Regions from separate parts of the Homo sapiens genome. Here region 2 is linked to region 1. The links are chromatin contacts, found by Hi-C in ENCODE. All regions are on one chromosome and are shown on one strand. The core of a region is the stretch at or near the end of the contact, and the rest is flanking DNA. Distances in the headings are between cores, read along the strand shown. Region 1 holds the start of CHAC2 (ChaC glutathione specific gamma-glutamylcyclotransferase 2). Region 2 holds the start of RTN4 (reticulon 4).

Region 1 (2,811 bases), core at 212-2,711:
CTCTCTCGAAGACACAATTTCTTGTTAGTGACTCTATGAAGCAGTTTGGATATGGAATACTTATTTGATTACATAACTATTGTTAATTTTCTCAGATGTGATAATGGCATCACAGTTATTAGGAGAATGCCCTTATTCTTTTTTTTTAGGGAACTTGTTCTAGGATGAATGTCCTTATTCTTATGAGACACATGTAGAGTATGTGGCAGTAAAATGTCATAACACAAGCAACTTCAAATGTTCTCCATTTAAAAGTATAAATAAAGTAAAAAGGAAGTACAGCAACTGTGCAAAATGGTAATTACTGGATCTAGATGAAAGGTATTGGTCATTACACTCTTTTTATCTGAGTTTTCTGTGTATTCAAAATTTTTCAAAAAAGAAGGGTTAGCAACCATATCAGGCAATTTGAAACCACAACTTAGAGAAAATAGGAAAAGACTTGCTTTTTTTTTTGTTTGTTTGTCTGGTAGCAGCTTCCTGCTGATTTCTTTATAAGAAAACAAATAATACCCCTTGAATCTGAGTGTTTTAGCATTCAAGATCATGGTATAAAAATCTTCAAGAAAGAACAATCACTTGGTAAGGTTTCTGTTTTCACACACAGAGACACAGCCATGATAGTCCAAGCGAATTTCCTAAACAATATTTTGCAGCAAGAGCTCTAATGAGCAGATCTTCAAAAAATTTTAGGATCCTTGACCCCTTGGAGAAACTCATGAAAGCTGTAGTTTCCCCCTAGAAAAGTGTACACCCCAAATTTTGTATACAAATTCAGGTTCCCCAGCTCGTTTCCAAAGCCTTTACAGGGGCCCCAAGTTAAGAACATTTGCCTGCTCTTTTGTGAACAAGCCAATGATAATACTAAAGATGAATAAATTTGTGTAAAATTTAAATATATAAACAATTCCCATTGAAATGACAGCTACTCTTTCACAAGCGTAAACTTCTATTGTAAACTTTCTGCTTTTATTTGAAAGGCAAAAGACTTTTTTTTCAGGACATAAAATCAAATATGAATTACATTCCTCTGGCTGCTGTTATATAGGCAAAAATCTAATTTCCAAAGCAGAACAAAACGTGTTTCTAGGTGCTTTGCTACCTGCGGTGCTGGTACACCGCCTCCGTATCTGGACACGAGTGACGACTCCTGCTCTTTTCTCCTTCCTCGGCCCCGTTAGAAATAAGCCCAGTTCCAATTTCAGAGCCAAATAGCTCCAAAAAGCATTGTGGGTATTGTAGTTTTCTGCACACGGGCACTAAAGGTAGGTTAGGGTGATTTACGGATGCTGCAAAAGAATCCATTGCTTACTACACCGAAGGTCAATGCCTCTTGACACCCTAATCAAGGAAATAAAATAAAGCTGACTGAGATCCGCTCGGAAAATCTTTCTGGATCTAAACTCCCAGTGCGCTTTGCGCCCCAAGTGGCCATCGCGCCTGCGCCCCGCGCGGCCGGTTACTCGCTTACCGGAGGCTTCAGTCCCCGGCGGCGCGGCGACAGCTAGGGTTCACGGCCACTGGGGCAGAGGAGCCGCGAGAAGATGTGGGTTTTTGGTTACGGGTCCCTGATCTGGAAGGTGGATTTCCCCTATCAGGACAAGCTGGTCGGATACATCACCAACTACAGCAGGCGCTTCTGGCAGGGCAGCACGGACCACCGCGGGGTCCCCGGCAAGGTGAGGCGCCGGTCAGCTCCCCACACTTACTGCCCCCTGACCCCTGCTCCCCAACTCCACACACAGCACCCACACCCTAGAGAACCACACCTTAGCGCTTCATGGGGCCAAAGCACATGGCTTGGGGTAACATTTCTGTAGATTTTCCCTGCCACCTGCCCGCCATCTCTAACCCAGCCCGGGCACTCCTTCCGAAGCTGCTTAAGATGCCGGTGGTTAGTCTCTAGAGACGGCGAGAAGCGCGGGCACAGGCGCACGAGCTCGCACCAGGCTGAGTGCGGAGATGGGGACTCCATCTCTCTGCAACCTCTGCCAAAAGAAAAAAAGTCCCATTGGCGGGAAGATGAATGCTCATGTCACCACAGAGTTGAAATAGTAAATCAAGTTGCAAATTCAGCTTTTTAGCAATTAAATTTGTTGGCATTTCTGCATTCTAGCCGACTTTCATGAGCTTGCGATTAAACGTGCATGTTACTTCTAGGATTTCTTTACATCTTTCAAAAGTTTTATTTTCTGACACACAGGATTGCAGAATGAGTTTCCAAAATTTTCGCTGGTTATTAAGGAACTCACTTTGGTTTTCAGTACTAGTGAAGTTAAATGAAGTTCTGGTTATATGAATAACATAGTACCAAACTCATTACTATATCCAGCATTATTTTAATGTTACTTTCTTGATGGTTCTCATAATTATAATATGAAATGTAAGTTCATTGATTCACTTTTCAGTCAGTCCTACAAAGACATTAATCTCAATATATGTATAGAGAATTAGCAGCAGCTCACTGCTTATGCAAATCAGCTTTGTACTGGCTACAAAACAACTAATCCATAAAGAAAACTAAGATTGAGGTAACTAATAATTTGGAAATTGGTCAATGGAAAGTGGAAAAGATCAAGGCGCTAAAGTAGTTTGCACCTGCTCATAAGAGAGACATGGGATTAAAATCACGAAAAGAACCTGAATTAGAAACCATTCTATCTCAACTAGAGTTGGTCAGTTAAGAACTTGGCTTTTAAGTAGACTATACTGGCCTATTGGGATGTTGGACACAGTGACCTGAAAAGGGGCAATGGCTTAGGATAAATGCACATTTACAGATCAACAGAAATGTCATGGCCAAAGTATCTC
Region 2 (2,811 bases), core at 228-2,727, 1.3 Mb after region 1:
GCCCCCTCGAACACAATGCCTAGATCCCCTTTCCCTGGCTCGGTTTAGCTGGTGGGGAGCAGTCCACATCACACCCCGGGGAGCTGGGCGGTGGCAGGACTTTACCAGAACTCTCTCCTTCCCATTTCTCCACGCACCACACCACTGGAGGCGCTCTCCCTTCACTGCGGTTGGGTCAATGTGGACGTTTTCCACTCGGCCAGCTCCCCACGAGCACAGGAGGAGGGGGAGGGGAAGCGCAAAGGGGCCACCCACGCCAGCCAGGAGGTGAGGAGGGAGCCCGGGGCAGAATGCAGGCCAACAGACCCGCAGCAAAACTGCACCTTTTCCAAAGGAGCAACCCAGACGGGTAGACAAAAGCACCTCCTAAAAATATCTGGGTGCCAAGGCCTTTCCTTCCTCACCTCGAAGCCCAACCAACCCGATAAATCCACAACCCTGGCTCTCGGGTATATACCCGGCTCCTACTACGGGTGGGTGCCTAACTTCCGAGAATCCGTACGCTGGGCATCACACAGGGTGAAAGTGGGAGCCGGGAGCGGTGCACGTGTTCCCCGAAACCAAGACGGACAATAAGAACAAACCCGGGCTCCAAGGGCCGCCCCACCCTTCTCCCCGCGCTTCCAACCAGACGGGGCGCCATCGCCCCGAAGTCCGCAGACAAAGCGCCCTCGGGGCGGAGAGGAGGGACCAGCCCAAAGCATCTGGGGCTGCACACAAAAGAGGGAGGGGCGCGAGGGGCGGCGCGAAGCGAGAGGTCGCGGCACTCACCCACTGAGCCCGAGGAGCCCCTGCGCTTGGGCGCGGCCGGGGTGGAGGGGGGCGCGGCGGGAGCCGGGGCTGGCGGGGTCCACACGGGCTCTGCCTGGGGGCTCACGCTGGCCGGGGGAGGAGGGGGAGGCCGGGCCGGAGGCTCGTCGTCCTCAGGGAGCTTGGAGGGCGAGACTGCGGCAGCAGACAGCGGGGATGGCGCGGGCACGGTCGACGACACCGGGCTCGGGTCCCAAGACGGCTGCCGCTCCGGGGCGACGGGGGGAGCGGCCGGCAGGGGTCCCCGGGGCGCCGGCGGCACGAAGTCATTTCCGAAGTCCATCAGGGGCGCGCCGGCGGCAGGGGCGGTGGGCACTGGGGCCGCGGACAGCCCGGCGGCGGGCTTCCTCTCCAGCACCTCCAGCTCCTCCAGGTCTTCGTCCTCGTCCTCCTCTTCCTCCTCCTCTTCTTCCTCCTCGTCCTCGGGCTCCCTCACGAACTGGTACTTGAACGCGGGCTGCGGCCGGGGTGGGCTGTCCGAGGACGAGACCAGAGGAGACTGGTCCAGGTCTTCCATGGCTGGAGGGTGGAGATGATGCTGCAGCTGCTGCCGCCGCCGCCGGGGCCGCGTCTCAGAGCCGCGGGCGGTTGTGGGGGTTGGGGAGGACTGAGAGGGGCTGGGCCGACTGAGCCGAGGGACCTACTGTGGTGACGGCTCCCGGAACAATGAGACTGCTCCTCCTGCCTCCGCGCCGGTGATGCGCCACCCGCCCTGTCCCCACTTGCCGCCGCCGCCCAGATGAGCTAGGAGTGAGGCCAGCGGACTCTCCGCCCAGTTTGGCGTGACTCACCCTCCCCAGGGGAGGGCAGGGACTGGCGCGGGAGGGAGAGAGCCAATCGGCTACAGGATCGAGAAGATAGGCGACCAGCCGGGCCAACAGAAAGGGAAGGAGATGAAAGTGGGTGGGGACTACGGCACTTCCTCTCTCTTACCGGCTGGGATTGCGTTCAATGGGCGGGGCTGAGAGCTGGGAGCTCCACCCCCACTTTGGGTAACCGTGAGTTGGGGTGGGGTCTTGGCCTTGCCCGCAGCTGGCGTCCGTATGTCGTTAGAGCACTGGGAAAGGGGGCGGGCTGCTGGCTGGGAGGGGTCGGCGCGGTTTCTGGCGCGCCACCGGAAGGGCGTTATCCTGGGGGAACTGAGAGTGGAAACTTTCCTCCCGGGAAAGGAAGAAACCCGACTGGAGAAAGGTATTAGCGGGACTGGGAAGTGGGCCCTAAGGATTTTTAAAGATTTTTGAAATAAAAGATTATTTGTTCACTCAAAGTTCCAAACTACATCACTACTACTACCACCCTAAAATAAGAAAAAAATTGTTTTTTGACAGTTAGGCTCACTCAGTCTAAACCGCAGCCCCCGAAATTGGGAGGAAAACAGCTGTGCTGAATTAACTAGGGATCTGGGGCCGACCATTTGAAAGTCTGCTCTTCTTCCAAAGAGAGTTTGGGGCCTTGCCTGCTGGACTCTTACATGGTAAGAGAGTGAGTCACCCAAAGAGAGAGGCAGCGGGGAGACAGGAAAGTGGAAATACAAAGATGCCTTGGAAAGCTAATTTGGTTCACGTTACATTTCAGTCACCTTAGGTTCATGAGTCAACATTTCGGATGATTCAGGCTTTCTGGGAGTCAGGAAGCCCCATAGTCATTGGTTTGATATGCAGGAATAAGCATGATCCCCATTCCACTTTTTATGAGGCTGGAGAGTTTAAAGAGAGTAGTTGCAGAACATCTTTGTAAGAATCAGGATCCTTTTATCTTTCTGATTTACCTTTCAAAAATATTCACTGCATGCCTACTCTGGAGGCCCTGGAGAGAAGAGGATAACCTGCTTTCAAGTTGCTCAAAGTCTAAATCTGTGCTGTACCTGACAGGTACTGGCTACTTGTGGCTACTGATTGAACACTCGGAATGTATGTAGCTAGGCTGAAATTAGATGTGCTGTAAGTGTAAAATGCGCACTGGATTTCAAGAATTAGTACCTCCGAAATGTAAAATATCTCA

Evidence for each region. A loop is a pair of places that touch in the nucleus more often than their neighbours do. Pooled maps may share reads with other maps.
Region 2: a loop to region 1 is called in a map of CD8-positive, alpha-beta T cell, with 3 times the contacts of the local background. The contact joins the promoter of RTN4 here to the promoter of CHAC2 in region 1. A Hi-C loop is called at or near these places in 2 of 168 maps with a recorded cell type or tissue (CD8-positive, alpha-beta T cell and naive thymus-derived CD4-positive, alpha-beta T cell), 2 of 37 single-sample maps with no recorded cell type and 12 of 50 pooled maps.

What each region holds. Positions count from the first base shown.
Region 1 is chr2:53,766,343-53,769,153 of GRCh38, forward strand. CHAC2 (ChaC glutathione specific gamma-glutamylcyclotransferase 2) reads left to right here and starts at 1,462. Exons shown (of 3, transcript NM_001008708.4): 1 at 1,462-1,679. The coding sequence starts at 1,545. The region is part of intron 1 of ASB3 (ankyrin repeat and SOCS box containing 3); the gene reads right to left. The region is part of intron 1 of GPR75-ASB3 (GPR75-ASB3 readthrough); the gene reads right to left. RefSeq lists enhancers at 1,434-1,783, 1,804-1,993.
Region 2 is chr2:55,048,974-55,051,784 of GRCh38, forward strand. RTN4 (reticulon 4) reads right to left here and starts at 1,478. Exons shown (of 9, transcript NM_020532.5): 1 at 772-1,478. The coding sequence starts at 1,327. RefSeq lists enhancers at 484-1,296, 1,259-1,308 and silencers at 799-918, 1,059-1,118.